Regions from separate parts of the Homo sapiens genome. Here region 1 is linked to region 2. A link is a loop called in an ENCODE intact Hi-C map of the cell type or tissue named here. Cell type or tissue: gastrocnemius medialis. All regions are shown on one strand. Links, peaks and the distances in the headings refer to the core of each region. The heading gives the core; the rest is flanking DNA. Region 1 has its middle 18 kb from the start of LINC01213. Region 2 overlaps LOC107986141 (a long non-coding RNA gene).

Region 1 (4,393 bases), core at 321-4,320, 94 kb after region 2:
ACAGTTAGCACTCTCAGTCACATAACTGTAACTAGCCAGTCCTCCTTCATACAGAAGCATGCAGTTTTCTCTTTCTTGGCATCTCAGGTCCCAAAGCCACCCTCATTCCAGGTATTAATGCTTCTGCTGATATCATATTTTGTCACTTTGGCCTGTTGCCCTTTCCTGAAGCATTTTGCCTGGACTACTTCTATTCACATTAGTTACTTTTATTTTTTATTTTTATTTTTAGAGATGAGGTCTTGCTCTGTTGTCCAGGCTGGAGTGCAGTGGTGTGATCCTAGCTCACGGCAGCCTTGAAATCCCAGGCTCAAGCAATTCTCTTGCTTCAGCCTCCCAAGTAGCTAGGACTGCAGATGAGCTACACCATACCTGGCTCATTTATGATTATTACTGTTTTAGAGATGGACTCTCACTATGTTGCCCAGGCTGATCTACAACTCCTGGTCTCAAATCATCCTCCTGCTTTAGCCTCCCAAAGTGCTGGGATTACAGGTGTGAGCCACCATACCCGGCCAGCATTAGTTATTTTAAAAATTCTTTCTCTTATCAGTCCACCTCAGGCCACCTGACTTTTCTCTTCTCAACTTACCTGAAAATGTAACACCCCACTGAGTCCCTCAGATCAAACTTTTTTTTTTTTTTTTGAGACAGAGATTCACTCTTGTTGCCTAGGCTGAAGTGCAATGGCGCGATCTTGGCTCACTGCAACCCCTGCCTCCCGGATTCAAGTGATTCTCCTGCCTCAGCCTCCCGAATAGCTGGGATTACAGGTGCCTGCCACCACACCTGGCTAATTGTTTGTATTTTCAGTAAAGATGGGGTTTCACCATGTTGGCTAGGCTGGTCTCAAACTCCTGGCCTCAAGTGATCCACCCACCTTGGCCTCCCAAAGAACTGGGATTACAGGTGTCAGTCACCATGACTGGCTTACAAATGGTCATTATAGAAGTTTGATCTGGCCAGGTACAGTGGCTCACACTTGTAATCCCAGCACTTTGGGAGGCCGAGACAGACAGATCACTTGAGGCCAGGAGTTCGAGACCAGCCTGGCCAACATGGTGAAACCCCATCTCTACTAAAAATACAAAAATTAGCTAGGTGTGGTGACGCCCACCTGTAGTCCCAGCTACTGGGGAGGCTGAGGCATGAGAATTGCTTAAACCCAGGAGGCAGAGGCTGCAGTGAGCCAAGATCATGCCACTGCATTCCAGCCTGGGTGACAAAGTGAGACTGTGCCTCAAAACAAACAAACAAACAAACAAACAAACAAACAAACAAACAAACAAAAAAACCATTTGTAAAGCCACCTTGACCTGTATCTGAGTCCTTTTCCAGGAAGGGCTGCAGGCTGTATTGCCTGTCCTTCTTCTGACCCACCATTCTATCTTTCCCTCTAAATGTCAAGTCGTTCTTTAAAACAACACCTCCCTGAAGCATTTCCGGATTAATTGCAGCTCTCACGCTCCTCACAGGAAGCGCCAATCAATGTCCGTTCTTCTGTGCCTTACCAGGGCTGCAAATTATTTTCTGTTCAGTACAAACTGTGTTTCTTCTGATTTTTAGCCAGTATTCTTTCTAGGTCCTTTAGAGTCTGAGTTTTCTCTAACCATATTCTTCTTTTTTCACTTTTTCCACTCTTACATTAAAAGCTGCTTAGGGACTACAACCTCTGACCCCAGAAATATATGCAAATAGACACTTAACGCAGTCTGTTGGTGAATTTCTCTCATGGCTTCTTTTAGGCTAAGCAAGACTCAACGAGCATCTTCTGGCTTCTTTCTTGGGACCTATTATGGCTCTTATCTACAACATCTTGGGCTTCCCAAAGCTTGAGGTTTTGAGAATCAACCACAGACAGTTGACTTCCAGTGCTACTCCCTAGGAGAAATTCCCTGGCTGTGAGAGCTCCTTGCTTAAATAAGGCAGGAGTACTTTCTCAAAGAAGTCAAGGATCATTTCACTATCTAATCTCTGTGAGAGCAATTGGATAAGGAAAGGAGTCTTTGGGGCCTGCAGCAGTTAACAATAATCTAGGTTATGCTGCTATAATGAACAACAGTCAAATCTCAGTGGCTTTAAACCAAAAATGTTGATTTCTTGCTTATGTTACTTCTCCCATGTGGGTTGGCAGGAGGACTTTGACATAATAGAGTCCCCATACCAGTGACCCTCATTCCAGAGAGGAAGAGTTCTGGAGCGTCTTGCATCAATAATTCAATATTCCAGCCAGGAAGAGACCCACATCACTTCTGTTCATTGGCTAGAACTAGTCACATGGTTCTGACCAAAGAGACCAGGAATTACATACAATCTACCTTGTGTTTGAGAGGAAGGGGAACTGGAAATATTTAGAGAACAGCACTAATGATGTCCACAGACCCAACTGTAATGATTAACATTCACAGGCTAGTATTTGACCCAGACTAACTTGAGGCAATTGCAGGCAGCATTTCTAAACCTCTTTGTATTTCAATCAAAAGAAATCACTTTCAACATTTTGCTCCTAATTACTCTGTATCCCTCTCAAATTGTTCCTACTTCAAGGTGAAATCAGTGAAATGTTTTGAGAGCCCTGGTGCAGAGTTTCAGGCCTGTCACAGCTTCTTTGCTAACATCTTCACCTTGGCACTTGGGTTCTCCTTGAGTGTCCTCCCCACCCCCTTCACCAGCCTCAACCTCACTCTGCCTACCTCATCACCCTGGGAGCTGCTTGCATGCATCACTGTTTTGGTGGATGGCAGCAATACACAAGGGCACCTCATTGTTGGAAAGGAACTGCCTTCCGCCTGCCAAGGACAAATGCAGACACACAAAGCAATATCAAGCAAGACTTCACATCAAAGGGAACCCTGCCTGGGCTTGCCAAGAGCAGGCTGCCTCTGTGTCTTTCTCTTCAGCCTTGTCAGTATTCTTAGGGTCCAACAGGCCTATGGTGTCCCTGCCAGGCCGCCTCATTCACCCAGCACTCCTGTTCACTCTGACACCAAAAGCTCTGGGCTCTCCCTGAATCTGGGCTCGACAACTTGAACGGAGCACAATGCCAAGTGTTTAAAAATGCTGCGTGATTAGGAAGGAAAATCTCTGAGAAATATTTACTCTGTGAATTCTATGTGAGTAGGAGAACAGAATACTTTACCTTGTTCAGTGAAGCAACACATAGAAAGTTAAGAAATCCCTGCCTAAGACCTAGGAAAGCTTACCTAAAGAGGAAGGAAGAATGCTCTATGAGCGGAGATTTGGGAACATTGGAACCAACACTGAAATTGACACTGGCTGGCCTGGGCATTCAGACGTGACTGGGGAAGTCGTGTGACAAACAGAAGATCCAGAGAAACTTTAAGTTCTGCTTTAGAACCAACAGAAGAATTCAGGTTCTGTTGCTTTAAGGAAAAGAACACGTTTGTTTTACAAAGAGGATGAGGGAAAAATGGAAAAGAGAGACTGGCAGGGACAAAAAAGGGGATTGAAACTTTATTTTAGACAACAGGTAAGCCTATCTGTCTGTTCTGGATGCTAAAGAACTCTTCTGGAAGGATACACTCATCATCAAAATACAATGGAAGTTACAAAGTTTTAAAGTCAAATATTGTGAGAACTTGAAACGGGAGATGGTCTTTTCCAATTTTTTTTTTTTTTTTTAGTTATGAAAATCTAAGGCTCAGGAATGTCAAGGGGCCTTTTCACAGTCACACAGCTGCTTAGTGACAAAGCTGTAGCTAGAACCCTGAGCTTCTGACTCTCAGACATGGGTTGTTAAATCACAGCGTGGTATAATGGTGCTACGTGTGGCACGTGATCAGAGAGCACAGGTCTGCAACTTCATCAAGTAAGGTATTTTTAACATGGTGACTTCAACACTTTGACTAAGCTCTTCCACTGTAGCCAACCCTACTGCACTGTTCCAACAGCTTCCCAGAATGGTAGTAATTAGAGCAAAGAAAAAAAATAGGACCCAGAGAAAATGTAACATTTCTTAGTAGTGGGAGGAGGTGGAAATAAATGCATTTACATAACTTTCTACTTTCAGAACACTTCATGTGACTACGGGTTATTAACCTAGGGTCCATGAAGAGAACTCAGGCATTCCAGGACAGGAAAAAAAAATTACATCTTTTACTGAACTCTCACTGAAATGCATCATTACCTTCATTATGAATGTAGGCAACAAACCACAACAGTGTTTGCAGTCTTTGGACTTTGTCACTAATAGAAATAAACATTTTCACATTGTATTAGCTGTTGCAGGTATCTTGAAATATCTTTACCTTTTTTATCACTTTGCTGTGATGGTAGTTTTTAGATCTGCTGCTAGATTTTGTTAAATAGTGCTTAATAAGCACCTATATTACTATACCACAGATTTTTATAAATGTTTTGATAATCATATTTC
Region 2 (4,393 bases), core at 318-4,317:
GGAAGGAATCATTATTATCTGTTAGTTTGAAAGCAGACAAGTAAATCCCACCTTTGATTAGTTCACTTGTTTTTAAAATTTCATTTCCTACTTTGAAGAGAAGACATTGCAAGCAAAAGCATGTTGCTCCAGATTTGGATTCCAGACTGGCAGAGGAAGGACGAAGCTTTGAAACTCTGGTGCTCTTAGTAACATTCTTCTGTCATCTTCCACTTGTGATATAGCTCTCCTTTTATAAGCTCGGGCATTAGAGCTTTGGTGAGTGAATTTTCTCAAAAGAGGCCATCTTTATCCAAGTTAAATAGGGGAGGGAAGGCCATAAGAAACACACATCAGGCTTCCTGGACAAAAGCTACATGGAGCAGTTTTTCCCCCAGTCTTCACATTATTTTTTTCTTGCACTGTGTAAGAAAGAAAGAGAGAATAAAATCTGCTACTACTATGATTACATTTCCTTTGATTGAGCCTGATTGTCAATGGTACTCTAAAATACTGGGCCACTAAAGTGTACAAGTTTAGGAGTAGAAATGGGGAGTTATAGAAACCATTTATTCATTTCCTCAACAATGTGTATGTATCCTGTATTATGTATTCAAAAAATATTGATCACAAATGCATGAGTGAAAGATTTCTACATCTCCCTAATTCTGCTCCTTCTAAAAATCATTTGAATAAAGTATATTTTCCAAGAGTGGTTGAAGGATGTTAATTTTTGCCAATACACAATTGTATATACAGGGGAGTATGTTCATATAATGCCCTGTTTACTTTCATTGCTGGTACAGTTAAGCCTGATCAGTTCTCAGTGTATCATCTTGTCCTTGTGACAGGAAATATGACTAGAGTGCTGAAAGGTTTTTAATTATACTCAAGGTTACCTCAAATAATGATAGTCTACTTGTGGGCACATGTCTTAGAGGAGAATCATAGTCTGTGCTTTGTGCATGAGACAGATTCCTTCATTTCCTTTGCTTTTTGCTTGAACCGGAAAAATGGTTCAGAGAAATTCATGCATACTTCCCTGCCATCCCCACCCAGCAATGGTGAGGCTGACGCATGACGTATAAGTTAGTGTGAGGAGAGTTTCAATACCTTTGGTATCTTTGATACTCCAGGCTCAGAATGGAATAGGGGTTGGGGAGGCAGGAGTGAGTAAATGACCCCCCAAGGAAAATGCTGCAGACTCCATCTTAGAAAATCCTCTGCAATGCCAGGTGTGGTGGTTCACGCCTGTAATCCCAGGACTTTGGGAGTATCACCTGAGGTCAGGGGTTCGAGACCAACCTGGCCAACATAATGAAACTCTGTCTCTACTAAAAATACAAAAATTAGCTGGGCGTGGTGGCACACACCTGTAATCCCAGCTACTCAGGAGGCTGAGACAGGAGAATCATTTGAACCCAGGAGGCGGAGGTTGCAGTGAGCTGAGTTTGTGCAATTGCACTCCAGCCTGGGTGACAGAGCGAGACTCTGTCTCAAAAAAAAAAGGAAATCCTTTGCACTGGATATTTTTATTCCTTCAATGCTACTGAATTCCACTTTGGCAGTGTGAGGGTGTGAGGGCAGGGGGAATAGGAAGGGTGAGGTAGGGGAGATGATATATGCATGTTGAGTCCTTTAAAAACTTCCCCCCAAATGGTCTCTGCAAATCTCATTGGTCACCATTTCCTGCCATTCAGTTTGCCCAGATGTATTTAGTTTCTGTTGTTGCAAAGCCATTCAGCACCCCACCACCAGAAGAGGGTAATATTGGTTCTAGCACATCTCTGTTGGCAGAGAAATCAGGAAGACTTTGAAAAACAGTGATCGTTTAACTTTGCAGTATAATGGATGGTTTTGTAGGCCTTTTTAGCTGACTTTGAAGTTGAGATCTTTTACACAATTAAATCTAGTTGTTATGGGTTCATGCCAGTCAGAAAGCACGAAGAGTTGTGTTTTTCAATACCTGGAGGAAAGAGGCAGTCATTGCATGGATTGACGCCTCAGAGCCCTATAGTCTACAAAAAGGTCTATAAAATCCAACCATCTTCATTCTTTCAGTAACTATGCTAAATCTGTAGTAGCTAACCTGCCAGGAAGTATTGTCTGAATGACAACTGAACAGACAGTGGGGATAATCATTCCAACTTAGATACGTATTTAATAAAGCTTATGCAAAATATAAAAAATTTAAAATGATACATTGAAGTCATGAGAATACAATCGCCTTTGAGCAGAGTTAATGAATTGATGCCATTTCACAGCAGGAGAAGTGGGGAAGGTAGGGGGAAAATAATAGACTAATGGAATTTCAGGGTGTTTGGAATTCAAGAAGCAAATGTTTCCACTTCTGATGAGCCCTCTAAGGACAATTCCTGGAACATGGCCTGCAGAAATTCTGTACAACCGCAGCCCTCTCACTTCTCCAGCAGCAGCAAGACACCACCGGGCAAGACCATGGTGCTTTCTGCCCAGGCTCTAATTCATGCCTGCAGAATAACAATCTGCTCTTGGTGCACCAAGCACAATGCAAGCCCTCTAAGCTGCCACTCATGCGGGGCCTGCTAACACTCCCGGCCCTTGTTTCTGATTCTTGGCATTGTTGGCGCAGGGAGTGTGGGGAGAGTCACATACTTCCATGCTGGGAAAGGCAGGGCCCCTGGTGGCCCAGCAAGTCATCAGACAGCCTGGGCAAGAGCAGCAGCCAGATGAGCTAGAGGGCAGCTTGAACCTCTTGGCAAACTTGCCAAACATTGAGGAATCTGGGGATTGTGGTTCCAAAAAGTCTGGTTTCTTTTGGAACCAGACTGAAGCATGAATTTGAGTTGGGGACAAGGGATCCCCCAACTCAAAAAAAAAAATCCACCTCATTAAAAATTCCTTTGGCATGGCATATTGCTACAGAGTCTGATTGTAGTGCCAGTGTCTTTCTAACACCCTTCAAATAACAGTGCTGACAAATTCCTAAGCAGCCGTCAAATTACATGATCTTGACCTGGTTGGATAAAAAGTGATGCTAGCACAAAGGTGATTGATTGAGGATTATGACAGTCAGACAGATGACACAGTGAATATTGGAAGTATTAATAGCAAGCTTATTCCTAATCTTTACACTGTAGGCAAAAGAAGTAACATGTCAAAAACACCACAGAATATTTTTATTATGGGAGGAGGCAAAACGTTCTTAAGCTTATAATGTAGTGGCACCTTATAGGTAAGACTTAAAGCCTCAAAGCTTTGTTTTAAAGCAACGACTGGTGTTGATTCTCAGTCAATTTAAAGGATGAAAAGGGCTGTAAAACTATTTTACGGTAGGAATAATAGCTACCACTTTTTAAGCACTATGTTACAGGGATTTTAAATATATTAGCTAATTTAAGCCTAATGGCAGCCTTGTCAGGTAGGTACCTTTGTCCCCAGTTTATATACAACTGCAAATTCTGAGACAAAGGATAGTTAGACAGTTCTGCCTGATCCCAAAGCCAGTGCTCTTCAATTCACTGCAGTAAGCCACCTCTCTGGAGCTGAAAGGAGACATGAAACTAGGGACATGAGATAAATGGATTTTTTTTCTCTAAAGAATTGCCATTTTTCTGGATCTTGGATAGAGCTTTATCTTGAGAAGTAACCACGCTTGCTCTTCACAGACAAGATACAGCAACATCTAATATGGAGAAAAACTGTGAGCATTTCCACTTCTGATTAATGAATCAAAACTGAACCAATAAAGTCTAGCCTTTGTGACAGTTCTTTGTCTCCTCCTTGGCCAAGAATTTCTGTACACACTGAGTCAGAGTGTCAGCACTCTCTTAACTTGGCGCACGCAACTTGACATGAGTCACCAGAAGGATTTGAAACTTCGGGTTGGAAAAAGCCACTGCTGTTAAGTTGGTACAGACAAAAATATTTGGGCGTCAACTCTTGTGTTCCTGGATATAGCTTGTTCGTTCATCTGTGTGTTGATTCATTCAATAAATATTCTAATGTACCCAATAAAATACAAAATACTGGGTAAAAAGTTTAATTAGTAAACAAACAAACAAACAAACAAAAAAAAACAGTGAAATCAAGTGTCTCACCTCAACCCCTAGTTTCTCTGTTGAGGGACAATCACTGCTAGCAGTTTCTTGGAGGATCCTTCTAGAGATATTCTAGGCATATTATGTGCCTTTCCCTTGGTTTACATAAGTGTTATTGCACCCCTGCAATAGCCTGGGCACTGATTTATGTAAAGTGATGATCAAGACTTGGGCCCTGTCCCTGAGGAGGAAATAGAACATAAACCAACTTCCACTTTATGATTGACAAGTTCCCTGATTGGAGGTACTTATAGGAGTGGTGGTGGTCTGAGTGAATCAGGATTGAAATATCAATGTGTCTTATCAGCTGTCACAAGTAAATTGTTGTTATTAAT

The links. Hi-C counts contacts between places; a loop is a spot of excess contacts. Peaks named below come from ENCODE experiments on the same cell type or tissue, not always from the same donor. Only the 100,000 strongest peaks of a DNase experiment are listed, where the experiment ranks them.
Region 1: a loop joins it to region 2, with 2.9 times the contacts of the local background. A loop is called at or near these places in 9 of 110 quality-filtered maps.

Annotation. Positions count from the first base shown.
Region 1 is chr3:150,254,045-150,258,437 of GRCh38, reverse strand. No RefSeq gene overlaps it. Among named protein-coding and RNA genes, the nearest start is that of LINC01213, 18 kb to the right of the region's middle. In gastrocnemius medialis, for the core only: no CTCF peak of the experiment used is centred there; DNase peaks (open chromatin) are centred at 2,767 and 3,797; H3K4me3 peaks cover 276 bases; H3K27ac peaks cover 2,336 bases.
Region 2 is chr3:150,348,085-150,352,477 of GRCh38, reverse strand. LOC107986141 (a long non-coding RNA gene) reads right to left here. Exons shown (of 3, transcript XR_001740958.1): 2 at 4,059-4,393; 3 at 1-401. Among named protein-coding and RNA genes, the nearest start is that of LINC01214, 27 kb to the right of the region's middle. In gastrocnemius medialis, for the core only: a CTCF peak has its summit at 2,664; DNase peaks (open chromatin) are centred at 2,617 and 3,797; H3K27ac peaks cover 1,033 bases.